Regions from separate parts of the Mus musculus genome. Here all the other regions are linked to region 1. The links are chromatin loops, found by intact Hi-C in ENCODE. Cell type or tissue: left cerebral cortex. All regions are shown on one strand.

Region 1 (8,000 bases):
ACTTGTTTTACATTGAAAAATGTAAAATTCAGAAGAGTCTTGAGAATAACCAACAACAACTATATTCTCTTAATTTGCCAAACAATTTTATTGATTGGAATCTCTTGCTTCATCGGGCTGGGATAACAAAAGTGAAAAAGACAAAGCAAATGTCCTAGTGGAGGTCAAGGTCTCATCCAGGAGCTCCAAAAACTCAAGGGCGGACCTTGCGACAGACATCCTTAAGGACCCTCAAGGAATCTGACTTGGTGGAGCTTGAAGAAATGAACTGCTAATGAACCCAGCAAGTGGCTGGCTTGAGCCTGCTGATCTAGCAAAAAGGAGAACAACAATACGGGCTGAGTATATATAGAAATAGGCTGGAGAGATGGCATGGGTAATGTGCCTTCTATCTAAGCATCACGGACCTGAGCTTGGATCCCCAGCATCTACATAAAAGCCAAGTGCAGCAGTGTGCACTGCAATCCCAGAACCATTGGGTGTCAACAAGTGGTTGCCAGGAGACGGCTGGCTAGCTAACCTTGCCGAAACAGCAAGCTCTGGGTTCTGTGGGAGACCCTAACTTAAAACATAAAGCAAAGAATATTAGAAGAGACATCAAACCCCAACCTCCCATCTCCACATGAGTGTATCCTTGCATGCGTGTGCACACCCATACTCACACACTGCACACACACAAACACACACACACACACGCCCATGCACCACACGCATGTGCTAAGTAATATAAATATTAAAATGATTGGAAGTTTTAGGTGTGTCGTCTGAAGGAGAGCTAGCTGCAGGGGCGTGGTGGCTCTTCTTGGGTATGGCTCATCTCGCTTCCGTTTGGCCCCTTTCATTCCCTCCTCCTGCCAGCAGAAGTGTAATGGTGGGTATGCACTGGCTATATAGTTTGCCAAAGATATTGGACGTCTCTAAACCCAAATCAAGAGACATTCTCACTTGTAGAAAGGAGTTAATATTCTCTCTATCCATTTCACAGGGTCCTAGGAAGAATCAAAAAGAGAGAAAGCTTGTGAACATCCTTTGTTGTCTGACAGGCAGTTTATCCACACGTGGTAGTCATTATCACCCCTAGGCACGCCACCCATTTTCACATTCACGCCATCCGCACACGTCTGGATGGGACTCCCTCCAGCAGCTTCACAGAACGTGTGAAAAAGCATGTAATACAGGCAAAATTTTATTAACCTCGCTGTGGATGGCACCGTCAACTAATCAGCAAGCCATAAACTTTTATGGGCTAATTAATTGATAGATTTTTTTTCCCAATTAAATTAATCTTTCAGAAGATGAAGTTGTTTGGCATATTTCTGGTCTTTGACCATTTCTCCTACAAAATATATGATCTTACAATACCAAGGATGTATTGATTCTTTCTCACAGAAGATATAAAACAGTTCTGAGTAGCCCAATGTGAGGTGAGACATTTCCTTATTTCATGCACTGAAGAGCCAGGGCTTCGTGGAAATCACTTGATTTGTGCATCAGTTTTGTTTCCTTGGTTGCTCAACTTCCTTCTCTCTACACAGAATAATCAGATTTAATAGATGTTCTGAAGATGGGTGGTGGGTAGGTAAGACTCTTCCCCAAGATAGCTTCTTCTCCATCCTTGCCACAGGGCATCTCAGAGTGAACCTGTCACCCAGGAAGCTCGCATGGGATGTGTGACTGCGAGGCCTGACTTCTGTTGTTCCTTGTTAAGTGTCCTCAGAAGGGAGACTCACACTGGAAGCCTGCTGTGTGTAATTAAGAGATAATTGTACTGCCTCTGCATTGCCACCTCCTATACCATTAGCTTATTTGCAAGTGGTGTGTAAATGTGGTTAGGATGACAATTTCAAAAATGAATAAAGAATATGTCTTGAAGGATAAAACGTGATAATTTGAGAAACTGCTCTCCCTTGTTTTGTTGAGATATGCTACCTCTGCACACCAGGGCTTCAGAACAAAGCTGGGTATTTGTAAATGAAGCCAGCTTGCTTTGATCTCCGAGAGTAATCATGCATTTTGGCCTCCTGTGTACAGCCTAGAAAATTTTAACTTTTGAGACGGCAACTTTTCTTCCTAAGAGATATATGACACAATCTTCGTGTGATTAAATGGATTCCAGGACAGTGAGGGATAGTTCCCAGCGAATTTTGGAGCAAGTCTGTTTATTTCCCTAACATCGGCTTGATGAAGAAACTGCCTGGTGCTAACTGCTTGACGCTTCACTATATCCCACAGCAAGGCCGCTGGAAGTGAGTTAAAGAGAACAAAAGAATTTTGCAACAATGTATACAGAAAGCACTATTCATCTGGTCAGACCCTGGCTGCACGAGGAGTCAAGGGATAAAGGGCAAGTGTTAAAGCAAAGGAATTCATGCTAGAGATGTTTTGTCGCCATTTCCTCCACTGAGCAGCATGAAGCCGCTGTTTAGATTGGACTCTTCCCAAGGAGGCCCGCTAAGGTCTTTAGCCATTGGCAAATGGTAACACTGAGCTGTGTGGATGAATGCATTATATACTCCCAATGGGCGTGTGGCCAAACTGTGTCATTGTACAACACAGGTGAGTGTGTGTGTGTGAGAGAGAGACAGAGAGAGACAGAGAGAGACAGAGAGAGACAGAGAGACAAACAGAAAATGTCGCACTGGGCATTATGAAGTATGAATATAAGTCCGGGTGTAACCGGGTGTATCTGTGCCATGTGTGTGGACAGGGTAACCTCAAGGGTCTGTCATCATCCTCTACATTGAGACACAGGGCCTTGTGCTGTTTGCCACTGCATACACCAAGCTAGCTAGCTTACCAGCCTCTAAGACTCCTCTTCCCCCATCTCCCCATAAGAGCCCTGGAATTACAGATGTGCACTTCTGCCTCTGGCTTTTTATGTAGATTGTACAGACATGGGTCCTCAGGCTTCCAGAGCAAGCCCTATACCCACCAAGCTACCTTCCCAGTCACTTACCCCCAAATAAGTGCTTGCTGCACAGGCATAAGGATCCGAGTTCAAATTCCCAGAACCAACAAAAACAAACGAAAACCAGATGAGGCTGTGGACCCATAATCCAAGTTCTGGAACACAGAGCTAGGAGGATCTGAGGAGTTTGCTGGACAGTCAGCTGTCAAGCTGTGAGCATCAGGATCGGTGGAAGACTTCATCTGACAAAAATAGTGGGCAAGACACCCCGTGTCAACCTCTGGCCTCTACATGCACACACGCTGGTGTGTATACTGCATGCATGTTGCACATGCACTTCCATACACGGAAGGTACGCGGTCTTTGCTCCTTGGCAATTATTATGTCTCTCTGTTTCGGCAGTATACCGTAAGTAGTGTGAACTTAGACTTGCCGGCATTATCAAATATTCCGAGCCTTTTTTCCAGCACGTGTAGATGATTGTGTTCGAAGAGCTGTTTAGAAACGGTCAGTTCTCACAGCTTATCATCTGAAGACGAAGATAGTCCAGATGATCCTCTCCCGAACTTCCGACTAGCATGAGCTTATTCATTCTTTTCGTTCTGCACTGATTACCTCCCATTGTCCTACAGGAGATCTCTCCACAACTTGTCCCTTATGAGAATTTGAGTGCAATTATTTTATTTGGAAGACAATCTAGGCAGAAGTAATGAGAGAGAGAGAGATAGAGAGAGAGAGAGAGGAGGGAAGAACAGGAGAGGAAAAAGAGGTGTTAATTAGCAAGGCTTCCTCTGTGGACCTGCTGTAGACCGGAGAGTGGAGCACATCTCCTGGGTGCCAGAAACTGTGGGCGTTTATTCTTCACTTCCTGCCTGGGGTGTTAAATCCCAGGAATGAGGGCAGCTTTGTCACATAGGCCCAGCATAAGCACACTCCCAGGCAGTCTTCACAGTGGAGGAAGAAAATCACAGATTCTGCCGAGGTGCCAGGGGCCACCTGGGATGAATGATGCGGGGGAGGGGCAAGGGGGCTTTCGTGGCATCTGCTACTCCACTTGGATGAAAAGGGAGCCCTGGCCTAAAGCCATCCTTGCAATACTTAGGATTCAAACCATTTTTACCACTGTCTTAAGACAACCGTATACTTCCCTGTACTAAAAAATTATGTACTGCCTAATTTAGTCTGAATAACCCATCCTGATTTTAAATAGCCTAGAAATTAGCACCCATGTCTGGATCACAAATGTGATACACTTTTTTTTTAAATTTTTTCCCTTGTCATCTTTTTTTTTTCTTATAGGGCAATGAGTACCTAAGAAAAGAAATTATCCATCTTATATAAGAGGAAAATTGCCTCCAAGATTCAAAGTGAAATCTATGCTAACCAAAATATTATACACATTAATGTCACCAAGCCCCCATAGAGTCTGTTCCTGAGGTCCCATCCATACCAAGCAAGTTGAGATGGATTCGATTTAACAAGATTGTGTTCTGCAGCAACTATGTTTCATCTTTCCCAGTTGGACCACCTCTGGGAGCAGAGGACTTGAGACGTGCATGTCACGTCTCTAGCCCACAGATGGCAGCCTAATAGAGGAGCTCGCTTAGTTCTCCTGCAAGTTCAAATCCCCAGACCCAACAAGGGACCACCGGTCCCACACTTACCCTCAGGACTCCCATTTCCTTCCCAAAGAAGTCAAAGTCTCCTGTGAGAGAAGGCACACAGCCATGTGCCATCTCATTCTGTCCCTGATGCGAACTGTGAGAGCTAGAACACACCTGGGCTCTACAGTGACAGCTGGAAGTGTCAGGACCTTGTTTAAACTCTAAAAGGAGACAGCTGAGGGAGACTCCTCAGCTGAGTTTGACCCCCAGGACCCACATAAAACTCTTGGGCGTGGTGTTAGGTGCCTGCATCCCAGCATCAGGGAGGTAAAGCCACACAGATTCCTGGGTTTCCTGGCCAACCAGCCTAGCCTATTCCTCAAGCTCCAGGCCAGGGAGAGATCCTGTCTCTAAGCACAAGGTGGATGGTGACTGAGGATCGACACCCAAAGTTGTCCTCTGCCGGGTCCATCCAAACACACAGATGTGAAGCTTGACTTTGTGACAGTCTCAGGGAGACAAGCCACTCTCATCATAAATCCAAAGACTTGCTGAATGTCTGGACAGTTGCTGAATCTGACCTTGTGTTTAAGAGTCTCTGAGGTACCCCTTGGAATAATTGCCTGAAGATGGTAACAGCCGTTTATAATGCCTTTGGGGGGCTTGAGTGGCATCCTAGAGCTGGGCTAAGGAAACTTAACTAAGAAGTGTAGATGAGACAAATTTCTCCGCCCCCCTGGACTTTGTCTTCCTAGCATCTGCAGCATACAGCCTTGGGGTGCTGCTGGTCAGTATTGAATCTGGGCGGGTCCTTGGCTGTGGCTATCATGCTGTTGAGATAGTGAGTTGATGCTAATCTTAAGGACCCTAGCCTGGACTTTGACCTGGGCAGCAGCCCCCAGTCTTGAGAGGCGCTGGAAGGAAAGGAGCGCCTTGAGCATCCATCAATACACTGGTCGTGTGTTACTGTGACACAATCTCGGCTCACACAGCTCAGGGGCAGCTGTTGTCTCTAGACATTCCACTCCTACCTCTTCCCTTTATTGAGGTAAACAGACACAGAAAGGCAGGGTGGCTTAAGAAGCAGAAGCTGATAGAAAGTCCTAAGATCTGTATCTTGTGTTTCAGAGGAAAGACCTAGAAAATGGAAAGAACTGGGCAAATGGATACTATTAGCAAAGCTACTTCAAAGAAATGTTAAATTCTGTCCTGCTGACCAATTATTTGGAACACTTGTAAATGAAACCTATTACTGTGGTTCTCAGATCAACACAAAGAAATCCATTAGGCCTCAGTTGCCAGGGACACAGTTAATGTCATAAAAGTCACCACTGAGAAAGGGGGGTGGGGTGAGAAAGAGGAGGGTGAGGAGGAGGGTAGCGGCCAAGCTATCTTCATACAGGGGTCTCTGAAAGGCACAGAAATTTCAAGAAGCCCTCAGGAAAGACCGGGCAATAGATTTAGACTGGGCAGGACTGAGAATGCCAGCCTCTGGATTTCACTAGAGAGGTCATAAAATAGACTAAAAAATTCTATTAATCCAAAAAGGAGCTCTACAGAGTGCCCGCAGTTCCTGTCCTTTAGAATGAAAGGAAACAGGGCACAAAGACGCCTAATATAGCCCCATAGGAGAGAGCAGGGTAGACTGGCTGTATCCTCAGCCACAGTGCGGAGAACAGAACTTGATGTCTTAGTTTCACTGTGGTGATTCCGGTCTCTTGTTGATCACGGCTGATTCTTCAGCTCCAGCTGACCAGAACCACAAAGTCTTCACACAAATGGCCTGGCAGAGCCTTTGCCTCCCTCTGAAACTTCTAAAGCCAGGCCTCCATCGTCTGCCCTGCTCTCAGCTCTCTGATCGTCCAAGCTCCTACAGTACAGCCCACCAAGCTCTCAACACCCACTGGCTTTTCCAGTCCAAGGTTCCAAAGTCCTTCCACAATCCTCTCCAAAGCACGGTCAGGTCTGTCACAGCAACACCTCACTCTCCTGGGGCCAGCTTCTGTCTGGTTAGGGTTTCTGTTGCTATATGAAGCACCACAACCAAAAATAGTTGAGGAGGAGAGGGTTTGCTTGACTTACACTGTCACATCGTAGTCCATCATCGAAGAAGTCTGGACAGGAACTCCAACACCGCAGGAACCTGGAGGCAGGAGCTGATGCAGATGGAGGGATGTTGCTTGCTGGCTTGTTCCCTGTGGTTTGCTCAACCTGCTTTCTTATAGAACCCTTGACCACCAGCCCTGGGGTGGCCCCGCCCACAATAGGCTGGGCCTCTCACATCAATCACCAATTATATATTTAATGTTAAAGCTCATTTTCAGGTATGTTGGCACATTTAAATTAGATTCTATATTATTTGGTGAGGTTCTCGTGTTGAAATGTAGTAGAGTCCATTTATGGGAGTGCTGGGTGTGCCAGATGCTATTCAAGTTGGTCCAGATGCTGGCTTGCTGTTTCCAGGTCCATCCAGCTGAAGGAGATGAGGGGTAGTGAGCTTCTTCTATTTCAAATGAACACTCCCTATCCCAGAGAGGGTAGCAAGTTCTGGGTGAGAGCAAATGTAGTCCCTCCACATTGGGAAACAACAAACAATAGCATATTAGACAAAATCTCTATTCTTAGTCTTAGTTTTACCTCCTTAAAAATTTTAATGTGCCTAGTATTGGTGGCATGTGCCTTTCTTACCAGTACTTGGGAGGCAGAAGCAAGTGGATCTCTCTGAGTTTAAGGCCAGCCTGGGCTACAAAGGGAATTTCAGGACCCAGGGCTGTCACACAGAGAAGCCCTATCTCAAAAAACAAAACAAAGAAGAAGACCAAAAAAAAAAAATTCTATTATTTGTTTTGTTTTGTGTGCACAAGGGCACCACAGGTTAAATATGTAGATCAGAGGGCAACCTTGAAGAGTGGGTTCTCTCCTTCTCCCAAATGGGTTCTGGGAATCAAGCTCAGGGCTTCCAGCTTGGTGGCAGGGTCTTCTACCCATGGAGGCATCTCACCAGCCCTTGGCCTTTCTCTCTTGATTGGTGAAAATAAAAGTCTGTGTCTTAGAATGTTGTATCATGTGCATGGTCCTGAAGAGACATTACAGATATTGAATTTGCATTTAACCTCCCAAATACATTTCTGCTTTCCATTTTATAACAAGCACACACACACACACACACACACACACACACACACACACACACTCATACAAACATGCACATATATGTGCACACATTCTATTGGCCAGTAAAGACGCCCCACCCAAGCTAAACCACTTTCAAGGACTTACCACTTTTGAGTCCTGCTCCTGTAGTGGTTTGAGACTTGTATTGCTCCTGCCTCCTGCCTCCTGCCTCCTGCCTTTGTGACCCAGGGTTCCTCTGTCCAAATTTTACAACTGAAATGATATTTTTTTGCTGTTGGGAAACAGTTTTTCTCAGGGAATAGCTAAGTGGTTCTATAACAATCACAATGAGATTTTCTGAGGGTGCTGGAGAC
Region 2 (8,000 bases), 600 kb before region 1:
ACTCCCGACTTCTGACAGGCACTGTAATAATGAAGGAGGTGCCTCTGCTTAGGAGATTCTGACTGGGTTTTAGATATATGCGCCAGGCTTTCCCAAGGGAACTTAATCCAATTATTTTTAGTCGGGATTTTATGGTGTTCTTTCCACTAAATTTAGTTCAGTGTCAGAATTCACAGAACATAATGCCTGTGTAGATTAAGACACTGGATTACCTTCTCAGGACTGGAAAGTGTGCATATTTCAGAAAACCAGCCCCACCTCCCGCTTTGAAACATCTTCCGTGGGTATTTGTCCTATGGTAGCAATCAAGCAGGTGGTACAGCACCACTGTTTACTGTTTACTGAAAGCCACAATAGTGATGGCATTCGTGTGAAAATCGCATCAAGACCTAACATTTACTGGTTTGGGTTTTTGTTTGTTTTTCATGAGTCTCAAATATCCAGATGGCCTTGAACTCACTATGTAGCAGAGGGTGACCTTGAACTCCTGATCTTCCTGCCTCCATCTCCTGAGTGCTGGGATTATAGGTACGAGCCACCATGCCTGGTTTATTTAGTGACAGGAATAGAACCCAAGGCTTTGTGCATATTAGGCAACCACTCAACCAACTGAGCTATATCTGCAGGCCTTCTATTTCTCTTATATCTACCTAAAGATTCTAATTTTTTATTTTGATTCTGACACATTTGACTAAGTGAGTTGGTAATTTGAAATTGCCAAGAGTAAACCAGTATCCTCTAAATAAATCTATTCCTGAACTTTTTCTTCCTTCCTTCCTTTCTTCACTTCTTCTTTCTCCTTCTCCTCTTCCTCCTCCTCCCCCATCTGCTTCCTCCTCCCTCCTCATCCTCCTCTTCCTCCTACTCCCCCCTCCTCCTCCTTCTCCTCCTTCCCCGCTCCCTCATCCTTTTGGCATACTCTGGGCCACGGACACATTTTTAAGTCCCATAACAGTCACATAATCAAAATAACATGACAGTTTACTAACTAATACAGAGGAACTACAGTGGAAATCTTGGCTACGAATGGAGGACGAAGATCGGGAAGGAAAAGACAGGGATCCCAGGGCTCACGCATTATCTGATTCCTTGACAATTGTTTGGCCTTGAAAACAAACCTGCGTTAGGGATGAAAGGGACCCATGCAGAATTCTGCATCAGAGCCACAGTTTGTTTGACCCGTGTGTCCTGTGCTTTACACACTGGAACCCTCGTGTTTACTAAGAGGTGAACGGCAGGCTAGGTCAGGGACATGACAAGGCCTTACTGGTTTTGACGCTGAAGTGGATGACGTCTTGGCAGAGTTTCAGCAGCTTGTCCTGTGACTCGCCTGTGTCCCTCATCTCCAGGTCAAGGAGCTGCCTCAGCTGCTCAGGGGGCTGCCACTCACATACCTGGAAATTGAGTGATAGCTCACAGTTAACCATGTTCCCAGGGGAGCCCAGGATGGGGGGAACTGGAGAAGCCAGAACTCTGTCCCCGGGTAATTCTGAAAGAGCAGAGGACACGTGAATTTAATTCTCGGGGCTGCAGCCCATCTCTAACGGAGCTGTGGGAGGAGTGTGGATCCAGCAGGGACCAGAGTGGTTCATTCAGACCTCCTAGGAGAACCAACATGAGACTGGTGACAAATGTCAGGACAGAGTGAGGCAGGCTGAGATGGATTATGACTCACAGAATACTCTAGGCAGGAATGACACGGGCTGGAAGATCAGGCCGCCTGCAGCATCTAAGATGTCATGGAAGTGTGCTCGGACCACAGCGTAAGTCAGAGGGAAGAGAAAAGCATCCCAGAAAGGGAGACAGTGTCCCAGAGCATCCTCCCTTCCTTCCCTACACAGTCTGTCTGTCAGCCCGGCTGCCAGAGCAGGCCTCTCTCCCTCAAACCATTACCACCTATTTCTGCTCAAACACCTTCACCTACTCCTCAGCTTCATCAAGATCAACGTAGAAGAAAGTATGGAGACATAAACTCATCCTGTGTGTGCTGCTTCTCTGCCTGCGTTTCGTCTCTGGCACGCCTACCTCCTGGCTAACTAGCCTCTCTCTTCCTCAGACATACCAAGTTTGCACACACTGCTGGGGTCTCCACATGTTGCGTCCTCTGCCTGGAATGTCCCTCTCTCACCACCTATTTAATAACGCGCTCTTCCTTTTGTATATGTTTGCTGAAATGTTTCCATTATCATTCATTGACACTTCTGTCAGTTAACATCCCCAGCTGCCCATGACCCAGGCATGGCAACCCTCTCTACTTCCTTCTGCTCTCTGTTTCCCATAGCAGGCATCACCAAGCTAGCCACTCACCCATTACATCCTACACAGTCACCACCACAGGGCTGAGATGAAGCTCATTAATCCATGGAGACTGATCATCGTGATTTCAGAGCTCCTCAGTAAAGAAGGGACTGGGTCAAGTTCAACGGTGGTGAAGGGGTTATGGAAGGGTGTGTTTGGGAAAAAGCAGGAACATCAGACTTAAGTGGAGGCTCAGCGGAGATGTGTGGAGCAAGCGAATGAGTGAATAGAGAGGGGTAGATCAAGGTGGGCTTTATCAAGCTCTTGGGAAGGATCAGAAATAGAACTCTAGGCTTCCTAGGAGGACACCCCAGGGGAAGGTGCTCACGGCTCAGAAAGAAGCCACAGGGATCCCTGGATGACATCGGACGGCACTTACAGAATATCATGGCAGGGATGACCTCTGATAGGGAGGATGACAACGAGGGAAGAAGGGAGACCTTCTAGCACGGTTTGATGGGGCTCAAACCAAGAATAAAGAGCATCCAAAGAAGACTATGCTGCCAAATGATGCTGCGCAGCCAAGTGAAGGACCAACAAGCCCTCACTGAATTCATCACCATGGAGGTGTTCTTGGCACTGGCAATGTGACTAGAGAGGTGGGGGTGGAGGTGAGATTGGGGTAGATTGGAGAGGTAGGAGGTGAAGAAAGAGAGGGAGGGCTGCAGACATCTTTATAAAGCTTGGTGGTGGAGAGGAGGGGAGGGGAGGCTGAGGTGAGAGACCAGGGAATAGAAGCAGGCTAGAAGCCAGGGCGGTGGGAAGTGGAAGAAGCCGGAAGAGCTTTCTAGCTGTGTGAGAGGTGTGGAATCCAACTCTCATGATGCCTGCCTGCCAGACAGAGGTGAGTCAAACGTGCCCAAGACTACCCACAAGAATGGCATGGGCACATACAGCTGCCCACAGGAGTCTCAAGGGAACACTGATGAGGGAAAACTGTCTCAGAGGCTGCTTAAGACAGACAATCATCTGCACAATTTACCAGGCCCAAGAGCTGTAGAGGCAGAAAGAACACTGAATGAACAGGCTGTAGGGAACACAGGGGAATCTGGGGGATGGAACTGATATCTCTCTCTCTCTCTCTCTCTCTCTCTCTCTCTCTCTGTGTGTGTGTGTGTGTGTGTGTGTGTGTGTGTGTGTGTGTGTGTGTGTGTGTGATTCTTGAGTTGGACCACTGAGTCTCTCCCATGGGTCTCCTGTGTCATCTGTCTTTCTCAAGCTCTTCTATAAGAGGAAGCCCTTGCTCTGAGCGCCTCTTGCCCTTCTGCAGTGTTTGCCAGCTTTCTTTACTGTCCTGAGCAATAAAAGCAGCTGTGCAACTTCCCTCAGCCTTCCTAAAACCCATGTTCCCCTTACACTCTATGTCAGGGGCACAGCTCCTGTGGGAAGTGAACCTTCTAAAGGTCTGCCCCAAACTCACTGCCCGCTCACCGGGACCCCTATTCTCTTTCCAAATGAAAATTTACCATTCTAGTTGGATTATAAAGTCATTTTGAAACTGGGCCTTCATCTCATGTTTCTTTATTTCCTCGAGGGCCCAATTTAATGCCTTTCGAGTAGCCAGCATTCAGTTAATATTTAATTACTGAAAAAGAGAGTATAGCTTTAAAAAAAAATGCAACTTAGCCAGACATGTTGGCTCACCCCTCTAATTCAAGAGGCTAAAGAAAGGGAGACCAATTTCAGGCCAGCCTGGGCTCCATAGATCTTATCTAAAAAAAAAAAAAAAAAAAACCAAAAAAACAAATAAAATCAGCATTTCAGTAATGATTGGGATGGGTCTCCTGAGACTCTACCCCTAGCAGAGAAAATATTGACAGCTGATGGATGATGAAGGAGATTCAGTCTCTCTGTGGGGTGTGGATCCTGACAGAGTGTCTGTGCTGCAGTGGACGGCCAATCCTACACACAGAAGGAGGATGGGAGGCTCATAAAAGAAATGAAGAAGAAGGGGAATAGGAGGAGGAGGTGAGGGAGGAGGAGGAGAAAGAGGAGGAGCTGCAGCAGCAGCAGGAGGAAGACATGCAACTGAGAGTGGGCATGGGGCTCATTCTGTCAGGAGCTGGAGGAAAGAGTGAGGTGGGTAGGCTCAGAATACATTGCAAAGGGGCTGGAGAGATGGCCCCATGCTTAGGAGCACTGATCGCTCTTCCAGAAAACTTGAGTTTTATTTCCAGCATCCACATGGCCATTCACAGCAGTCTATAACTTCAGCTCCGGTGATTCTGACACCCCCTTCTGGCCTCTGGAGGTATTGCATACACATGGTGCACAGACATCCACGCAGGCAAGCACTTGTACACATGCATATGTACTAAAAATATAATAACTGCATATTTCAAAAAGTTCATATACGCGTTTGAAACTCACAAAGAGTAAATCTATCTTTTAAGGCATAATAAATAATAAAACCCAAAAGTTGCTGTCAGGGAACTGTGAGGCTAACCAAACAAGATTCAAAGTATTTCAGGGATGCGCAGAGAAGTCTGATACTAAATTATAAATGTGAGAATGAATAAAAGCCTCCACAATCAGTTCTGTCCTGAGCCTGACTATTTCTGACTACGTTCAGAGATCATGACAATCTGGTCTATTAGTTTTCTAATTAGTGACCTACATCTCAGAATAAACGCTATCATCTTTGAACTCAGTTATAAATGGCATCTATTTGCTACTAATACAATTAGGAGTGGGGAGATCTCTTCTATGTGTCCATTTGCCGGTAATTCAATTTCAACAGATGGAGTGACTGCGATGATAAGAGTCAATGCAGCTCTTGTTCCCGGGGTGTATGGAGAAGTTAGGAATATGAATGCTGAAGCCATGCCACTTTCATTTAGCTCCAGATAAATGTGCTAGCATGTGATGTGGGTGAGATACGGGGCCTTCGCTTTCTCCCTCCTTTCTAAAACAGGAACAATAACATGTCTGCTGTTTGTGGGCTCATGTGATTACGGAGTGTGTGTGTGTGTGTGTGTGTGTTCACATGCCTGCTTGTGTGAATAAAGGCCAGAGGACAACCTTTCCTGTCATTCCCTATGTGTTTTCTTTTTACCTTTTCATTGACGTCCGTAGCTTTCAAAACCACCTCTTCCATTATGAGCCTACAGGCTTCTTCAACAAATTTTTCTCCAGCTTTCACATCTGTTTGAGGTCCATTAAGTACAACCCCATCCACAAAGATGGGGATCTTCTTACCAGGGGTCATCTCCTTCTGGCCACTGTCTCCTAGGAGGGCACACAGAGAGAGGAGGTTTGAGAGCTCACACAATGAAACACTAAGAAACCAAAGACTTCACAAATGGTTTATTTTCACTTACATACTTACTTCAAGTTCTCCCCTATGCCTGTATTGTATGTCGAGCACACTTCCCCTCAGACCCCTGCCCTCCCTTCCTTGCCCCTATCTGTTCCTGTCAGTCTCCCTGTCACGCGCATGTCTTCTCTTCACAGGTGATGGTACCCTGTGTAGTAGGGATGCTCACAGTTGCTCAATGTAAGAAGTCCTACAAAGCTCACAGTTCACAGGATAGGTGAAGCCATCTTACAGTGCGTACTTCTTCCTATTGGGCAGTGAGAGTCCATGGAGTAGAGAGCCAGTCCTTCAGTACTATGCTAAGTCTGACCCCAAAAGGTTGCCAGTGTGCACAGTGCCTGTGCTCAATGGCGAAGTTCAAATACAATGCCTTCTGGAGCAGAGAGATGTCTTACAGAACAATGCTCTCAAAGACAGTGAGACTCTTAGTGACATTCTCACAGGGGTACAAATGATTGGCACATGATCCTTCCCTGAGACACACCCCTGCTCCCTCCACAGCAGAAAAGGAATGGAGGAGAGAGTTGGCCGTTTGGAGAGAGAGAAGAGGAAACAGTGCTTCAAACCCAGCTGTAGATAATTTTGTGCTTAATCATCCTCTTGAGTTCTGTTTGCTTGCTTGCTTGCTTGCTTGCTTGCTTGCTTGTTTTGAAGGTAACTTTGGATCCCCCTGTGTCTACCTTTCTGTGCTAAGACTGGAGTGCACACCACCATGCCTAGTTGATGCTGGTTGGAGATGGAACCTGGGGTCTGTGCATGCTCAGACAACCACTCTACCAATGGAGCTACACACCCAGTCCTCATCCCTGAACATATAAAGCATATATTTGTTTAAACTTTCCGAACCTGTCTTATTAAGCAGAGAGATCATGTAACAGGGGCACAAGCCCCAAGCCTTGTGTAAACTCAGCATCCTTTGGCCCCAGGAAGCAACACTGCAGGGGTAAATAAAAGGGCACCCAGCCACATACACATGGCTTTCCCAAGAAAGCAAGGCTGTGCTTTGAAATTGGAATACCAAATAGAATTCTATAAAACCCCATCTCATATTTGATGTCTCTGAATCACAGAAGCCCGAAGGGTCATCCAGGCATCCTCAAGAAAGTAAACACTGAAATCTTCAAAGGCAGAGAGCTGGTCACCACCTTCATCAAGGACAGGCTCCATCAGCATGTTTCTCTAAATGGAGGTCCCCTCATCCTTCAAGGGCAGGTGGGTTGTGGGCTGTTTCCCCAGGAGCTAAATTTCAATGTCTTCAGGGAAGAGAGTTCCTTTACTTTCCAAAAGTGTTTTTGCTCACCATAGGGGAGTGCCACAGGGCCTTGTGGCCCATCTGACTCGCCCCCCAAAACATTACCCAACACATATGCAAAAAAGACTCATAGAAACCATGCATGGTGGCTCATACACTTGGGAAACTGAAGCGGGGGGGGGGGGGGGGGAAGGTCCGGGACTTTGAGGCCAGCCTGAGCTACTTCATGAGTTCCCAACCAGCCAGGGCTACAGAATAGGACTATGTATTGAGGAAAGAGAGGGAGGGAGGGAGGGAGGGAGGGAGGGAGGGAGGGAGGGGAAGGGGAGGAGGAGGGGAAGGGGGAGGAGGAGGGGGAGGAAAAGGAGGAGGAGGAAAGTGTCTTAGTCAGGGTTACTATTGCTGTGTTGAAGCACCATGACCAAAGCAGCATGGGGAGGGGAGGGTTTGTTTCACTTCAACCCCACAAACAGTTCAACACTGAGAGTGGTTAGGGCAGGGACTGGAAGGAGGAGCTGATTTGGAGGCCATAGAGGAGCGTTGCTTACTGGCTTGCTCAGCCTGCTTTCTTATAGAGCCCAGGACCACCAGCCCAGACATGGTACCACCCACAATGCGCTGGGCCCTCCCCCATCAATCACTAATTTAAAACAATTCCTGACAGGCTTGTCTACAGGGAATTGAGGCTCCCTTCTCTCCAGTGACTCTAGCCTGTGTCAAGCTGACGTAAAACTATCCAGCACAGAAGGAAAGAAAGAGGAGAAAGGGAAGGAAGGAGAGGTTTAGGGAAAGGAGAGAGAGAGAGAGAGAGAGGGCGCTTTAGAAACAAGCTCAAATCCATTGCATGAGCACACATCATCTTATAATTTAACCATATTTCCCCTGCAAATCATTTTTAACTTAAAGGACTATTTATTTTTATTTTATGTAAATGGATATTTTGCTTGGATTCATTCGAAGCCAGGTGGTTGTGAGCTGCCATGTGGTGCTAAGAACTGAACTCGGATCCTCTTTAAGAGCAACCCTTGCCCTTAAGCACTGAGCCATCTCTCCAGCCCTCCCACCTCTGATCTTCTTAAGGATGAAGAAGTAATACAAACATTTCACCCTTCATGTTCATTTTACATCCGAAGT
Region 3 (8,000 bases), 630 kb before region 1:
ACTTTATGTATATAGCTGTTTTGCATGCATGCATGTGTGTATGAACACCACATGCCTGCCTGCTGCCAAAGGAGGCAAAAAGAGGAGCTAGGATCCTCTGGAACTAGAGCTATGGACAGTTATGAACCATCATGTGGCTGCTGGGATCTATCCCCAGGCCCTCTGGAGGAGCAGTAGTGCTCTGAAATGCCAAGCTGCCTCTCCAGTCCCAATACTGTCTAATTTTAATGTTTTTCCCTCTCTAAAGATCAAGTCGGAAATCGTTAGGATGATCTCTAAATTGTGGTGTGGTCTGCCCACAGCCTAAACTTTCCATCCCATTTCCTGCTCATTTTAACAAGATCATCCGTGCTTCTGTCAGCCCCAACAAACTCCTTCCAGCTTTTGAAAGTTAACAAGGACTTTCTTTTCTTAGAAAATCTGCACATATTGTTCTTTGCACCTGGGGTACCGCATCTCCCTACTGTGATTTCTCCATCTTATATTCGTCTCTGTTTCAGAGGGGAGTGTATTCTGCTGTACACACAGCTTACCCAATGGAGATAGTTCCAGCCACAAGGACATTTGTCACTTGAATCCTGTCACGGAGTCTAAAAGCAGGTGTTTTCAGACTTGTCACAACGATTCAAAGTTATTACCCCAGAGAAAGGCTTTCTCCTTTCTTTGTTGACACTATGGACATGTTGGTGGTTTAATCTAAGGTCACTCACTGTCTTATGTTCACAAGGTGACTGCCAGACATCCACCTTTCTGGTTCTATTACCACTGCATACAAGTAAGAAAGGAGGGGAGAATTTTCATCTCATGAGTATCGTCCTGATCAGAAACTCAAAGCCTTTTTTTAACTGCACTGCATCAAACATCTGGCCAGATCTATGACATGCAGATCAAAAAGGAAGCTGTTTGGTGGATACTGGGGATGATAAGAAGAGAAGAAGAATGTAACAGCTACCTCACTTAGAACCAAGGCATCTTGATGTTCTTCAATGCGCCTATCAAAAGACCAAGCACAGGGTCAAATAGGTAAGGCTGGTGAGAGGGCTCAGTGGTTAAAGCACTTGATGCCCAAGTCTGAGGACCTAAGTTCAAGTCTCCAGCATCCACACAAAAGCATGGCACAGTGGTGCACATCTGTATTCCTGGCACTGGGGAAGGGTCCTGTGGACCTTGGGGACTCAAAGCCAGCAAGTGTGACAGAAACAGTAAAGTCTGGTTTAGTGAGAGACACTATATCAAACAATAAAGTTGAGAAGTGGTTGAAGAAGACATCCCAGTGTCAACCTGTCTTGTGCTATCTCATGTTGAGCACATTTGCACACATGTATGTGCAGAAGCACACATCACACAAAGAAGTGATGTCATCTTTGTGACATCTGATCTGATGTCTGTTCTGTTGTCATTTTCTCTATGAACTGATAAACTCTCTGACTGTGGGAAATGTCTCTTATGCACTGCCCAACTCCTAGGATAAGCAGTGTAGGGCCTATCTGGGTCAGGCAAATCCGTTGACTGAGAGGCTAACTGAATGAACATAAAGCAGAATAACACAGAGAAAGCAGGGGTAAATGAGACAGATACTCTCAACGAAAAAACTTCTGCAAGTGATTGACGTTTCTCCCATCTCATGGCTGAGCTTTCTAATCCACTTAAGTAAAAAATGAGTTTTTCCTCAAGAAAACATTGCTTCGGTTGCTCAGTTCCTTGCACAGCGAATGCAACTCTGTTAGCCTCTTAATCATGCCATGGGAACAGGGACCATTGTTATAACTGCAATTTAGGAAAGAATTCATTTTCAAAACATGAAAATGTAACCCTTACTAATGAGGTGTATGATTCAGAAGTATAATTGCCTACTTATGTAAATGTGAGCCAATTCTTTGATAGGTCATTCAAATGTGATCAGAGAAGAAGATAGAACAGAGCAGCGAGGGAGTTATATAAAGAGTACTCAGAACTTTCTGTCTAAATTTTCCATTTCTAAGAACATCACTCCAACAGATAGTTTGTCATTCAGGTCGGATGAGGAGGGGAGAAGGAAAATGCCAAGTGCCTGGCGCACAGTGTGCATCTGGGCTGTTTCTGTCCCTGAATTGAGTCCAAAAGGAAGTTGGGTTTACACCTATTTCTATCCTGTCCTAACTATGCATCTGTGAGTAACTTGAGTGTGTTCTTTGACTCAAAATGGCATGATAATCTTAAACTACCTCCAGTTATAAATACAACCAACTCGCGGTTTTAAAAAAATTTAAACCAAAAGGGTCAAGTGGTAATTAAGATAGTTACCTATAACCAGCTGGGAACACTGTCGAGTCTAATCAATCTGTGAAGACAGTCACCTATAGCTAACTTGTGACTACAGTTGACTGTAACCAACCCATAAAACAGTCAACTCTGATCAGGCTGTGAAGACACTTAATTCTAATGGACCTGGGAAGACAGTCAACTCTTATCAACCTGTGAAGACAGTCAACTCTTATCAACCTGTGAAGACAGTCAACTCTAACCAGACTGTGAAGACGGTCAACCATAACCAACCTGTGAACAGTCAACTAGAACCAACCTAACAAAACATTTGGAGGCAGACCATATCCCTGAAAGTAGCTACTGCTGGGGATGCAAAACCTTTCTTAATTTTGGATGGACACTCTTTGGCCGTGTCAAAACACACAGGGTGCCAACATGAAATATCACATTTATTTGTTAAAAAAGAAAGAAAGAAAGGCCATTTAAATATCTTCACATGTAAGAGTAAAACTTCAAGTTTTAAATATGTTTTTCATTTGCAATAAAACTCCTTTAAAAAAAATAACGAAATGACTTTCACGTTGGCAAAGGGAGTCCCCTCTGATGTAAACAGATGGCTGGGAAAGATCACCCACATGCTGAAGGCAGATCCTGAGGAGGCATTTCTAAGAATGAGGTGGCACTTCTCAGCCTGGGCCACTTCCCACAGGATCCTTATTTAACCCACACGAAGCATGTCTTTCATGAGTCTGGCCAAGAGAGCTCAGCAGCTCAGCAACCCTTGTCCCACTTGCTTCAGTCATCAGAGTAGCGCTCAACTCTCCCTCATACTCCAGAAAGAGCTTGAGAAAGCCAACCCCAGCAAGCCTGCACTCGGAGACCAGCCCTTAACTAATGCCCTCCCATAGAAACACACAACTAAGTCCCCGTAAGGGTATTACGTGTCTGAGGTAATGTGTGACACACATCTGTTCCACATTCCCAGTGTGCAGAATTTTTGACATGACTTAAATTCCAGACTCAGTCAATGGGGGGGGGGGGGGTTGAGATTTAAAGCCAAGTTTAATGTATAATCCAAATGAGGGTATAAGAGAACATATTTTTCTCTAATAGATAAAATTATATAATGCCTCAATCAAATCCACAAGGCCACTAGAGAAGCGCAAGTTCTTTCTCTGAGTCTATTTATCTTTTGTTTCAAGTTCATGGCCATTTCCTGGGGATCATCTACACTTCATTCAAGACATCAACGAATGAGCAACCATGGAGCTCCTACAAATTTGGAGACTGAGCGCATTCTATTGCTGTAAAACACAGGAAAACTCACAGATTTGTCCTTGACAAGTAGAGCAGAGCACTGGATTCCCGCCATCAGCATCTTGTGTGGGTTCCAGGCCACTGAGTCAGCCCTGTAGTGTCAAAGAAAAAGAGATCAGAGAGGGGCCTGGCTAGCTGCTGTAGGGAGATGGGAAATACTACTGAGGTCTCCTATATACATTATCAGTCCATGGGATTCCTCATCTAAGGGATGGGAACAATGTAGAGAACATTTTGTTTGAGAAAAACATGGTTTCTGTAGTGTGTGTGTGTGTGTGTGTGTGTGTGTGTGTGTGTGTGTGTGTGTGTAGAAGCCAGAGATCAAATTTCAGCATCATTCCTCAGGATGCCATCCACCTTTTTGGTGTTTTGAGACAGTCTCTTGGTGGCCAGAGCAGGCTGATTAGCCTTGGATGGCAGAGCAGTGAGTCTGTGGGATCAGCCTATGTCTGCTTCTCCAACACTAGATTACATGTGTCTACTACCACATATGGCAATTTTTCACATGGATTCTGGGGGGACAGACTTGGGTCCTTTGGTAAGGACCTAATTGACTGAGTTACTCCCCCAGCCATGTTTTCTAAATTCCACTCAGATAGAGACATCCCAACAGTTGCTTTTCCCGAAATAAAAGCCAAGGTGCAAAACAGGAGCCTAAATTTACCTGTGGATGCCATGCAGGAGCCGGCGGTGCTTTCTTGACACCAAAGCTGAGCCGCCCCAAGAGGCCTGTGGAGATATTTATATACCCAAGACAGTTACTTCAGTGTAATTGCCCTACCCATGAACTGCCATAGCAGACCCACACATGTCATTTGGTACATTTGATATCATGTTTACTGATTCGAATTCTGGGGAGTCTGATCAGGCAATACGAACCCCAGTAGAGTCCTCATTAACTCATAGATGTAAAAACCACACATCATAACGAAATGGGTCTATTAATAGCCAATTGAGCTTTGTATGGACAAAAATAAGTTACAAAGAGGCAGCCCGTGCCCTCCCGATGCTTTGGGTCTGGAACAGATGGCGTCTTCTTAGTGTTGCTGCACACTATGTACTATGAGTCATGAACCAAAGGTTGGTATTCTGTGCCATGAATGAGGACATTGACGGCAAAGTAGCTAGAAGGTCACCGGGGGTTGGGTAGGTGGAAAATTATCCTCTAGGGAAAATTAGATCTTTTTGGCCAAGCAGTTTTCAGAAATACTTGCAAGCAAAGTGTAGGAGAATAAAAGCGAGGGAGCTTGGAAGTTAAGGGGGTGGTCTAGTGGAGAGATGACATCCCAAGTACCAAAGAACAGGACAGAGGTAAAGAACATGGATGGAAAGTCTCATAGGAAGGGGGGTGGGAAGGAAAGGAGGAGCAATACAAATGGGAGGACATGATAGTTAACCTGTTCTTGAACATGGTGCAGAACTGTGAGTTTTAATCTATAACGAAGGGCAGATGCAGGGAGAGACTCTGAGCACATCTGAACCTTGTACCCTGCTGAATGCTCTGAGATTCCACCCCCCCCCCCATGAAATTCCACAGCGTTCTGTGAAGGATGGAGTTATGGCTATCTCCACTTCTGCAGGAAACTAAGGCTCAGAAGTACCAGGTAGATACTCTGGGGTATCATGGGTAACTGAAACCAGATTGAGGATCCCAAGCCCATTCTCTTTACCTGATACTATTGTGGGTTAGTCAGAGGGATCATTTAGCCAATGAGAGAGCATCACCTGGCGATCTGAGGAAGGATGGGGATGCTTCAGGCAACAGTTGAGTCCTAGAGTTGCCTAGCAGGTAGACACTATTGCCTTTCAATGGTAAGGTCAAAGGTAGATAGATGCTAAAGTATATTAAGAAGCAGCAGGAGTATGTGCGATCTAGAGGTAGAAGAGGGAGGAAATGACACACTCTTACAGCTCTCAGAGAACTACTGGAGCTGCCCATTGGTAGCCAAGAGAGTATAGCACCAACCATGCTATGGCATTAAATCCCTTCTAAGAGTAACTTCCATTCATGGCTGGGGCAAGGGTGAGGATTGTGAGCCATGCGGTAGAAGCTCAAGGAAGAACTTACTCCAGGGTCAGACTTCTGTGCAAACCTTAAAGTGAACCTATCTTCAAGGTTCAGACCCTGAACCCTCGGTGGGATCCTTTCAGTTGCAGCCCTGATTCAACAAAATCCCTGAAGACTCCATGACGTGTGCTTTTCGTGATTGCCCAACCCCCCAGGTAAAGAATTAATACACTGGACTTGTCATGTAGTCCTTTCTACCTTCACTTTCTCAATGCTGCCACATCCCACAGGCCTCGCAAAGACCCAATTTCACTGAGGCTGGAAGTAAACAGTACAAATCGGTCATGCCCATTTCCACTCTCCTGCAGTCTCGTTCCCTACATTTTGCTGTCCCTGGTCCCTTGTACAACCCCTGACTCTTCCTCACCCCCTAAATTAATCCTTCTGAGCCAGATTTAAGTTTAAAATCACAAGAACTCTTCTTTTGGTTCACGGAGTCATTGGGCAGAGTAGGGAACATCCATGGACAAATATATTTCTTAATAGATTTAAACAGAGAAAAAAATAAATTAACCCTGCTGATGCCACAGTCCTGCTTCTAGTTATCTCCCTTCCTCAGTTCCCAACTCTAGAATTTACAACATCAAACTAATCACTGTCTGGTGGGATGACTTGACTTTCTCCCTCCCTAAGGACCATCACTGAGGTCTTAGTACGTGTTAAGCATCACAAGATCTTGCTCTCTGATTGCCTGCTCATACGTTAATAGAGTTAGCCTTGAAATACAGGTGAGGGCAAGAGTAGAGCCAAGATTCCGAATACTCCCAAGCTCATGAGTTTAAAGACAATGGGGGCTGCAGACATAGCTTGGTTAGTAGAGTGTTTGTCTGCCATTCACAAAGGTCTGAGATCAATAAGTACAGAGTGATAGCATAGACCTGTAATCTCAGCACCTGGGAGATGAGGGCAAGAGGATGAAGGATTTTTAAGGTCATCTTTGGCTATATAGCAAGTTCTTGACACCCTACTTAAAAAATAAAATAGACATAGATAGAATGCTTATCCCAAAGCTCCTATGAGAATTGTGACAACTAGAGGGGAAGAGGGAGATCTCTGGGAACCAGCCTCTGCTCCCAAAAGGTGGCCAGCCCTGGAGGAGTCCACACATTCATTCTCACGGGGGATGGGACAAGATATCACAAAACCGGAAAAGGAGTTAATGTCCTTAGAAATGTATAAGAAGTCAGAGCAACTATTGTGATTCTGCCAAGATCTTACCTTTAACATTAATGGACTGTGCATAGTATATGGAATTTCCTAAATGTAAGTTATATTCTATCGTAATCAAATTGTCCAATGGATTAGATACATGCCACTGTGCAGGATGAATAAAAACTGTCTTAATGTTAGGCCGTGTTTGCTTCTTCAAACAAATTCAGAGAGGCTGTTGTCAAATTTACTCACATAACATGCCTACTATGTGCAAGTACAATCAGTTGGATGCCTACAATGTGCAAATACACTCAGTTAGTGTAGCTTATTTTCTCAGTAAAGAATTTTCTTCAAATTTTAACCTTTAATTTAAAAAAAGATCTTTTTCTTACCATCTATAAATTACAAATTCTGTCTAAGCCACATAAATCTCTTTAGATCATTTCCAATTTCAAAGCTTCTGTAGCTACAATGTTCCACGTAAACCTGTAACCCCTATTGATGTTTCTCTTATGAGAGTAGAATATTTAAGGAGAATGTTGGCATATTTGATTGTTTCTCCTTATTTCCATGGTTAACTAAAGTACTCACTGCACATTATCTCTTAGGACATTAAGTATCACCACATTTCTAAGGCGATAAAAATCAATAAGGTGTAAGTTAAAAATCGAGCAGATAAGAATATGCAAGCTCCATTTAACGAAGTCACAAAGAATCACCTGAAGTATTGCTATTGGCGTGTTAATCAGCCCTGTGACTCCAGTGAGCCTGTGTCTGGTTCACCCAACATTACCATCTACTTAGTGAAACCTTAAAGGACTCAAGTGATCTCCCTAGATCATTCTGTAGACAATTCACTTCAGAAGAATAAAATGCACTGAACTATAAAATATATGTGGTGTATGTCCTTAACGCTTGGCCATCTTCCATTCAGTGAGTTATTACATATCTCTTCTGATCAGAAAGATCTTGGCTACTCTCCTGCCTGGGAAGACACACGAAAGCCTCCTGAACATATTCAGCCATTCCTTCTCTAAGGTATATTCAAACCCACAAATGTCTGGATTCATATAAAAGAAAGGAATGCGGAAGGGAAGAGTGAGGAAGGGAGCCAGGGAGGAAAAGAAAAGAGAGAGGGGGGAGAGGGAGAATAAAGAAAGAGAAGGGAAGAAGGGAGGGAAAGGAGGCAAGGAAGAGGGAAGAAGGGAAAGAAAAGAAG

The links. Hi-C counts contacts between places; a loop is a spot of excess contacts. Peaks named below come from ENCODE experiments on the same cell type or tissue, not always from the same donor. Only the 100,000 strongest peaks of a DNase experiment are listed, where the experiment ranks them.
Region 2: it touches region 1 in a loop (8-fold over the local background); 2 of 42 quality-filtered maps call a loop at or near these places.
Region 3: a loop joins it to region 1, with 8 times the contacts of the local background. A loop is called at or near these places in 2 of 42 quality-filtered maps.

Annotation. Positions count from the first base shown.
Region 1 is chr9:115,334,867-115,342,866 of GRCm38, reverse strand. 4930428G15Rik (RIKEN cDNA 4930428G15 gene) reads right to left here and starts at 6,706. Exons shown (of 3, transcript NR_040730.1): 1 at 6,595-6,706; 2 at 2,957-3,604; 3 at 943-989. In left cerebral cortex, no CTCF peak of the experiment used is centred here; DNase peaks (open chromatin) are centred at 2,391, 3,151, 3,851 and 4,353.
Region 2 is chr9:115,934,668-115,942,667 of GRCm38, reverse strand. It overlaps Gadl1 (glutamate decarboxylase-like 1), which reads right to left. Exons shown (of 15, transcript NM_028638.1): 2 at 5,354-5,526; 3 at 1,268-1,394. The coding sequence starts at 5,506. Among named protein-coding and RNA genes, the nearest start is that of Gadl1, 29 kb to the right of the region's middle. In left cerebral cortex, a CTCF peak has its summit at 4,540 (motif pointing left); DNase peaks (open chromatin) are centred at 80, 1,798, 3,003 and 5,197; H3K27ac peaks cover 2,242 bases.
Region 3 is chr9:115,961,895-115,969,894 of GRCm38, reverse strand. Gadl1 (glutamate decarboxylase-like 1) reads right to left here. Exons shown (of 15, transcript NM_028638.1): 10 at 4,226-4,290; 11 at 3,572-3,653. The region is part of intron 1 of Gm31234 (a long non-coding RNA gene); the gene reads left to right. Among named protein-coding and RNA genes, the nearest start is that of Gm31234, 12 kb to the left of the region's middle. In left cerebral cortex, no CTCF peak of the experiment used is centred here; DNase peaks (open chromatin) are centred at 2,589, 2,932, 3,602, 4,634 and 3 more places; H3K27ac peaks cover 2,105 bases.